Regions from separate parts of the Homo sapiens genome. Here region 1 is linked to region 2. Evidence: chromatin contacts called from ENCODE Hi-C or POLR2A ChIA-PET data. All regions are on one chromosome and are shown on one strand. Each heading gives the region's core, a stretch centred on a gene start or an enhancer-like site at or near the end of the contact. The rest is flanking DNA. Distances are from core to core; before and after follow the strand shown. Region 1 overlaps CDH13 (cadherin 13). Region 2 overlaps CDH13 (cadherin 13).

The links. A loop is a pair of places that touch in the nucleus more often than their neighbours do. ChIA-PET counts read pairs that join two places held with the same protein, here RNA polymerase II (POLR2A). Pooled maps may share reads with other maps.
Region 1: a map of mucosa of descending colon shows a loop between it and region 2 (3-fold over the local background). The contact joins two enhancer-like sites. A Hi-C loop is called at or near these places in 1 of 168 maps with a recorded cell type or tissue (mucosa of descending colon) and 1 of 50 pooled maps. POLR2A ChIA-PET finds 5 or more read pairs at or near these places in 2 of 52 experiments (PC-3 and activated naive CD4-positive, alpha-beta T cell).

The regions. Positions count from the first base shown.
Region 1 is chr16:82,993,588-82,998,091 of GRCh38, reverse strand. The region is part of intron 2 of CDH13 (cadherin 13); the gene reads right to left. Among named protein-coding and RNA genes, the nearest start is that of MIR8058, 310 kb to the right of the region's middle. Within about 2 kb of position 1,750, at least 5 of the 41 ENCODE cell types and tissues checked have a DNase peak (open chromatin) inside an H3K27ac peak, as active enhancers do.
Region 2 is chr16:82,781,527-82,785,861 of GRCh38, reverse strand. All of the region lies in intron 1 of CDH13 (cadherin 13), which reads right to left. All of the region lies in intron 1 of LOC101928446 (a long non-coding RNA gene), which reads right to left. Among named protein-coding and RNA genes, the nearest start is that of MIR8058, 95 kb to the right of the region's middle. Within about 2 kb of position 3,008, at least 7 of the 41 ENCODE cell types and tissues checked have a DNase peak (open chromatin) inside an H3K27ac peak, as active enhancers do.

The DNA of each region.
Region 1 (4,504 bases), core at 501-3,000, 210 kb before region 2:
CTAGAAAATTTGAGCTGGTCACCAACTCTGCCATGAATTGACCATGACTGTGAGTGCTCAACTCTGAGATTCTCTTTCTCTATTTATGAAATACAACACTGATATCTTCTATACAGAGTTTCTAAGTAGGTTAAATATATTATTTATATGAGTGACTTAATAAATGCACATTCTTAGAGTTCTACTAGTATCAGATTCACCTTAGCTGATATTGTTGGCCTGATAAGAGCTGCAACTGGTAGTTAATCTCTTTGACTCCCTACCATTTAAAAATAGCCCAGAAAATGATACTGAATATTTAATGTTGTGACAGAAACTTACCTTAGAAGCCAGATAGACTGCTGAACTTCTATGTTAGATATAGCTGAGCTCAAATCCCAGCTTTTCCATATATTAGCTATGTGATTGTGGAAAAATCTCTTGTGCCCAGTATTTTCACCTATAGAACAGGGATAAGAACAACCTGGGCTCAGGCTTGTTTCATCAAGTATAAAATAAGATTGCCATTAGCTGAGACAACTGGGTGGGATTAGGGGAAGGTAAATAGAATATATTGTGCATGTACAGAACCTTTATTTAAAATGTTGACATTTTGTTTACCATGGATTTTTGCACTAATTTTTATTTTTATAAAATATTGCATTAAATATTATTTACTTTAATTACTGAGATTTTTCGTATCCCTTTAAATTTGGACCCAAAGAGAGTACCTCATTCACCTCACTCTAGTCCTAGCCCTGAAGCCAACAATTAGTGAAAACGTATTAGGGTCAATCACAATACTGAGCACTGTGAGTTTACACATTTGCTTGTCAGTGAAATATTTAGCACAATATCTAGCCTAGAGTAAGGCATTATCATCTTTACCACCCATTACCATCATTATCATCATCACTACCATCAACATCACCACCATCATCACCATCACTATCATCACCATCATCACCATCATCACCACCATCACCACCATCAGCATCACCACCACTACCATCACCATCATCACCACCGTCATTACCATCACCACCATCACCATCACTATCATCATCATCATCATCACCACCATCACCATCATCACCATCACCATCACTATCATCATCATCACCACCATCACCATCATCATTACCACCACCACCACCATCATCAACAACACCATCGTAATTATCATTACCATAATAATCAACATCACCATCACCGCCATCAGCATCACCATCACTAGAATCATCATCACCACCACCGTAATCATTACTATCACCACCATCACCATCACTATCATCATCACCACCATCACCATCACCATTACCCCCACCATCACCATCGTCATCACCATCACTATAGTTATCATTACCATAATCATCATCACTACCATCATCATCATCATCACTCTCATTATGATTTTCTAAGATATCCTAAATAAATTTCCTAATATTTCCAAGTTGCAGTTACCTCATTTTTATTACAAGGCTAACATTGCCCCCTTATAAGGCGTAAAACTTAAACAAGGTCGTTTTTGTTGTTGCTATCATTAATGTTTTTGCTGATTTCAATGTATCACCTGACTCTGCAGCAAATCCAAAGAGTGCTTGTCAAGAAATCACACATTTCTAATGAACATGGAGACTAGCCCGGCAGAGAGATAAAGCAGGACCATGCTGGGTCCTGGGCTGGCTTTTGCACAACCGCCTAAGATCTTCACACAAAGAAGTATGCACTGTGCTCAGAGCTGACATTTCTGTAGTCATAAAGCTCAGTGTTGTTCCAGTTCAGGAAGCTGATGAGTCATGGGGTAGAGGCCACTGGGAGAGGAAGAGGGTTTACTCTTTTTTTTTCTTTTTCTTACCATTTTCATTACTTCTCAACTGATTTTCGATATACAACAGGAAAGGAACATAATGACCTTCTACTCACTGCCCCACCCAGAAAACCTCAAATAACTAATTGCCTTTTTTTCCTAAAATGGAAGAATTATTTCATCTGCCCGAAGGTTTTACTTCCTTCTGCTATGCTTTTGCCCGGTAAGCCTTTTAATCTTGTAAAGCACAGCCATATGAACAAACAAGGGAGAAAACAGGAAGATGGCAACTCTCCAAGTTCATCCCATTTTGAATCTCACTTGACAAACAGCGATGCATGGTTTTGATAAAGGGTATGAGGATTGTGATTTGACCTTCCTCTTGCCACTGTGTAAAATGTAAACACAGTTTACTTTCTCATAATTAAACGATATCGATTCCCCAGCAGCCCGCGAGAGGGTTGAATCATCTTTCTCCTCAATGGATGCAGCGTGATCCCTGTTATCATCTAGTTATATCCAATCAGAAGTAAACCATGACAAGCTGGGTGGGGGAATGCAGTGGCTTCCTGCTTCCAGAAGTTGTATAACTGGGGAGAAGTATCACATCTATTTTGAAAATAGTTGTTTGGTGTGTTTTTACGATACACCATGGTGTTATAATAGGTGATATCAGATTCAGTAGTTTAAAGCAAAAAGGACTTTTTTTCTCCCTTATTTAAGAGTCTAGGTTGGCAGTCCAGAATTGGAATGGTGGCTTGATGGTATTGGGGATGCATCCTGTTGCCATGCCATCTCTTCCATGTTACCCTTTTCAGCTTAATTCAAGATGATTCACCACCACGTTTGCGTTTCAGCTGAAGAAGGGAAAAACAGGAAGGGAAAATAGACTTCTTGCCTTTCAAAGGCATGGATTAATGTGCTAACATCACGCTCACTCATGTCTTAGTGGCCATCACCCAGTTCCATGGTCATACCTAGATGCAAGGTGGCTGGAGAAAGTAGTCTTTAGCTGAGTGACCACGAGCCCAGCAAAATCTGCTGTTGCAAAACGGAGGATGACTATAGCGAGATTCACTATGAGTTCTGGCCACAGTTGAGTTGAATAAATGTTTCCCCTAGAATGGAGAGAGGGTCCTAGTTGGGGTCTCTCCATCCCTGAGCCACTTGGGTTGTGATGATAATTGATAGTGATGATTAAAATGACGGGAATAAAGATAGCAGCAGTTAACATTTACTCACTTCTTGCTTTATGCCTCTTTGTACCAAGTGCTTTGTAAACATTATGCATTCTATCTTCAGGATAATCCTACAGGATCAATAGTATAATTACCCCAATTTTACCCATGAAGAAATGGAGCCGCATCAAGTTCAGAAACTTGCCCGAGGTCATGTAGCTAGTATGTGGCCAAATGAAACCCATCTGTCTCTATGTCCAAAGTTATTCTCTTAACCACTTTACTCAGGTATTAATAGTGGTCTGAAATCCTTCAGTATTTCACAAAGCTGAACTAAACTGACAAAGTTCCCCTTAACCAGATCATCTGAGCCAGCTAAGAAGTGTTTGTTTGGGGCTTGAATACTATCAACGTAGGTATCAATGGAGATTGGTAGTTTCATTTGTCAAAGACTAATACGTTTTTCTTCCTTACAAAGAACTTGATTAATTTTTAAAAAGAGGGAAAATAAGTGAATATTTATTAAGTGCAATTTGTTCAGTATATCAGCTCTTTCTAAACATGGCTTCCAGAGTGAGAGAGAAATAACCAAAGGGGCCATTAGCTGAGTAAAGGTTGGGAGATTACGATGAAAGGCTACGCTCTCCATGGTCTCTTTGCTGGAGCTGATAGAAGCCCTAGGCCAAGAGCAGAGCAGGGAAATCCCTGCCCCTCCCTAAAGGTAGGGGGTCTCAGGCACCCCGCTGAGGCTTGATGATGCTGAATCAGAGAGCAACATGGAATCTGGAGCAGTCTAATGCAAGGGCCAGGGTTGTACTAAGTCAGGATGAGGAGGAGTTAGAGACGTGGGTCTCTAGCTATAAAGAGGCCCATCCAAGAACTGAACAGAAAAGCTAAGCCAGTGAGTGTGATGCACAAAGGATGGGTTCTGAGGTGCAGCTGCTGTCGTCTTCATGCATCAGCACATTAAAATGTTTGGGAAGAGAAGGGGAATAGAACATCCCTTCCCTCCCCACAAACAGATGGGTAATTAGATGGAGGGTGGGAGCCAGATGCTGTACTTCCCCTGAGACCAGCACCAGAGGGAATGGGCTGGCTCTGCAGAAGACATTTCCGTTCCTGAAAAGGGATATAATGATGGGGAAAGAATCAGGGCTTCAGGATCTTGCAGGGAGGGGTAACAACGGAGGGGGAGTGCTTGCTTCTTCCATGTTAATCCTCTGCAGCCCCCTCTCTGTGCACCAAAGAACGAAGCACCAGGTGACCACTGCAGTTAAGAGATTCCACCTGACTATAACCCTGTCAAAATGACGTTTCAGGAAAACCTGCTTGTTAGATCCTGCCAATGCTATGTCTGCTGGTGTTTGTTTCAGTGGCCTGTTTTCTGTGTTTTTTGGTACAATGCTGTAGACACTTCCCCAGAGGTGTAACACGTGTTCAGCTAAGTCCCATCCGAGAAGCAGCATCCTCTGAACTAGCAGACACAGTCTGATATAACATGTCTTTAATGCTGACTCAGCTGCAATTATTTGCTATT
Region 2 (4,335 bases), core at 1,759-4,258:
CCTTCTATATAGAAGTAACTTGCCTTGCTGAGAATTAAAAATAAAATTTTATATTCGACTGCTATTTCTTTTGCGGTACCGCGACTTTATATATAACAATAACCTTCTCCCTCCAGCCCCTTCCATGCAGTTACTGGAATACACTTTGATTCCTAAGTTTTCTAAAAGAAAGGAAAGAAATTGTCCTCAATTAGGAATCCATGGGTGGTTTTACTGATTATCAAATCTCTAGAATGGAATACAAGATTGTAGACAGACAAATCTTGAGCCAGATGGTATATGTTATTAAAATCAAGTGCATGATTAATTAGTCATTTACTTGGAGTGATTTATCTTGTACCTCTCTCCACCGGCATTAGAACTGCCTGCTGCGGACATCAGGTGTGCTGCTCTATTATGCATACTAATCAAAGTCCGCAGAAGTGCACATTGAGGGTGAATTTGAGCTCCACTGAACATCCATTTTAAAGAGCTGCATTTTATTAAATAGGCCTGAAGTCAAGAAGGCCATAAAACTGCAGAGGAAAAGGATAAACCAGTTATGGCTTAGTTGTCTCTCTTTCAAATGAGCCAAGTGCCAAGCCTGCATACCTGGGACTGGTGGGCAGCCTTTCCAACCCATGTTAGACATTTAGACATAAGAGAGTCTCATGTCTTCCCCTTCCTATTTCAACAATCTATCTTATGTCTCTCCGTTTCAACTGCCAGCCCCGAACGCAAGCCCCCGTCTCTCCCCTGAAAGACTGCAGTACCCTCCCTCCTTCAGACTTCATCAGGCAGAGCAGATTTTTGACAAGCACAGCTGATCATGCTACATTCTTTCTTACACCCATGAGCGGGCCCCCACTACTGCTAAGGAGTAGCCCTAACTGTCTGAGTCCAGGAAGATGACTTCCATCTCAGCCCGGAGCAGCTCTTCTGTCTCATTTCAAGGCGCTCTCTGGCCTCTTCAATGTGCATCAGCCTCGCTGCCCTTTGGAGGAAGGGTCTAAAATGTTTGAAATTATTTTCTGCCTAAGGACTTTTCAGCTGCTGGTCCCACTTCCTAAAATGCCACCCTGCTGTGCATCTGCCTGGTTAAGTCTGTTTTGCTTTCTTTTTGCCAGTTTGAATGTCACTGTTTCCCAGAAACCTCCTCTACTTCCCCTTCACCTCACCATAGAGAGAGTTACCAGCTCTCATGGTGCCCTGAAGTTTTCCCCTATGACCCTTATCCAAAGTGTAATTAATTAATTTTATAAAGAGGTATTAATTCTTCTTCTTCCCTCACTAGGTTCTAACCATGTGTGGGCAAGGACCGTGGGTATTCTGTGGACAGCTGTATCCTCAGCTCCTAGGACAATGTAGGGCACATAGCAGGCCCTCAATAAATGACAAGGATAAACCCTGAAAGCAGGGTGTGGGGGAGAGCATTCGCTGTCCCTTCTTCCTGTACACACACAGCTGGACCACATTTCCTCATTGCCCTTGCTGGTAGGTGTGGTCATTTGACCAAGTGATGGGGACAATGTCTGCCACTTCCAGGCACAGTCCATAAGAACCTCTCCCACATGCTGCGCCGTGATACTTCTGCATTCTGGCCGACAGGGATGTCAACGTCTAAGGTCACTTTGAAGACCAGATGTTGAAAATGGCAGGGTCACCCATCAGCCTGAGTTTCTGAGCAGCTTCATAGAAGAAACACCCACTAGAGCTGTTGGGTAAGCAGGATAAGAACATCTGTTCTGTTAAACCACCGAAATTTGGGGGTGGATTTCTTTTACTGCAACTTGGCCCATCTGAACTAATACATTTGCATTCAAAACAAGCACTGGGCAAGAGTGAAAAAGGATAATTGCCCAGCCACACACACCTCCAGGAACATGTAGAGCCTGCGGAGGTAGAAGAAAAAAACAAATTGAATTTCTAACATTAAGTATTGTGAAGACATTAGTATTTTTTTCTTTTTCTAATTATATCCGTTTCTTTCTTTCCCTCCACTAACTCCATCTCCAAATCTCCAAAAATTATGCAGAGAGCCTGATTACCAGTATTCCCTTGTCAGAAGCCTGCCGCTGCCTCTGTTCTTTCTCTGTCCTTACATACTGCCCTAGTAATTCTACATCAAATCCTAGGTGTGGAGAAGCCCTTGCCTCGGAAGGGAGGACTTCCCAAAGCAATACATATGTAGCCGAGAAGTCCTCTCACTGAAATTAGAATCTCATTGAACAAGCAACTCCATTTAGTTCCGTGAAGAACTTACTTTGGCTCCAAGACAGCTCAGGGAGGAAAAGAATCACTGCACACATTTTTCAAAGGAGTAAGAAGTTTTTCTCTACATCCTCAGGGCTGCTGTCACTAATCTCAGGACTGGGACCCCACCTCCTGGGGCTCACCTCTCTGTGTCCTTGCAGCCCAATCTCTTTAATTCAAGCTGAGTGGAAGGCAGGCTCACGCAGCTCTGCAAGCTTCTGCTGAACAGGTTAATCTAGCTGAGTTAATGATGATGCAGCCACTTCCATCATCGCAGAAAGCCTGATCAGTTGGCTGGTTGGAGCTTTGTGGCCAGGGACCCCTCCCCTCCCTGCTAGCCTTGCTTGGGCTATGGAAAACTCTGCATTTATTAGGAGCACCTGTTCACGGAGCTTTGCGGTCTTTGGCCCTGAAGGGGAGGAGCTGAGCAGGTCTGGCTATGAGTATGGATTGCCCATGCTCCTGGAAGCCTGTTTCTTTCACAGGAAATGTCCCTCGGTGCCAACCCTGCAATAACGGAATGGAACGTTTGCTCACATTGAGCCACACCTGTTGTCAACAAGCATTTGCTTCCAATCTATTTAAACTCCATGGGGGAAGGAGACGCTGTGGGTCCCAGGCATTGTTTGGCAATGCTGGGTTCACAGCACCTGGGAAAGCTCCACAAAGTCTATGTTCTTGTTTGGGAAGTAGAGTTGCCCCTAGTAACAGCTGTTGCATTTCAATAGAGACCTGGAAGCCTCTGGAAAGTCATAAAGACCTCGCCCAGGCCCCTGCGCAGAACTTAGTGCCAGGAACTTGGAGCTGAAAGGCAGCCTGCTCCTGTCAGGATTCCTGCAGCTTCACCAGCAGCGGGAGTAAGGCAGACAGAAGGCCGGATTCCAGCATGTGCTTGGTCGTGAAGCTGCTTTTGTTCTTGGCATTTTGTTTTTGGTCAAAGATGTCAAGATGCATAATTAAGTGTCTGTGCCAATTAAATTCAAGTCTGCATTTTGATCTGTCTCCTAAGGTGTATTTATCTACCTATTATGCACTTGTTCATGCATCCATTTGTTTATTATTATTTTTTTTTTTTTTTGAGATGGAGTCTGGCACTGTCGCCCAGGCTGGAGTGCAGTGGTACGATCTTGGCTCACTGCAACCTCCGCCTCCCGAGTTCAAGTGACTCTCCTGCCTCAGCCTCCCCAGTAGCTAGGATTACAGGCACTTGCCTGGCTAATGTTTGTATTTTTAGTAAAGACAGAGTTTCACCATGTTGGCCAGGCTGGTCTCCAACTCCTGACCTCGTGATCCACCCACCTCAGCCTCCCAAAGTGCTGGGATTACAGGCGTGAGCCATTGTGCCCAGCCCATTTGTTTACTCTTTTCTCCTTTCTTCCATTCAAAACCACAGGCCCACCCTGAATCCTGGTTCTTGTGATTGGCTTTCTGAGCCCCTACTTCAGCTCCTGCCTGGTGCCCTAATAATACCACCATATGTTCTGCACCCTGGTAGAGGCCCCCTCCTACATATCCATATTTCTACCAAACAACAAATGGGCACTTTAGGAGGAACTTCAAGTCTGAATATTCATCAGCTACTTAATTTCCTGCTGTTGTGTTCCTCACCCCTGGCTGGTTACTTCCTCTTTTACCACATATGACATTTAGGTTCACATGTGTGCCTCCTTCTTTGAATCCTTCAGACACAGTAAACCATTCTTTCTTTAGAGTTCCCACAGCAACACGGCACAGTTCTCTGTAGGTGCACTGAGCACACTGTTGTGTAATTTTTGGTTTACATATACTCCCGTACTAGATCCTAAGCTCTTTAAGGACAGAACTGCGACTTATATGTCTCTTTATTACCAATGCTTACAGTTTTGCCAACTGATTTTTGTTTAAGGATGAGTGGTTACGTGGATGGATACAAGGCTATATTGATGGATGAGAGGGGAGGTAAGTGGGTGGATATGTGAAAGGTTGAATAGATAGATGGACTGATAGGTAGATGAATAGCTGAATGGATGGGTAGATGGATAGATTAATAGGTGGATTGGTGAATAAGTGGGTAGGTGGGTGGATGGATGGATGATAGATAAATAGCTGGGTGGATGGATAGGT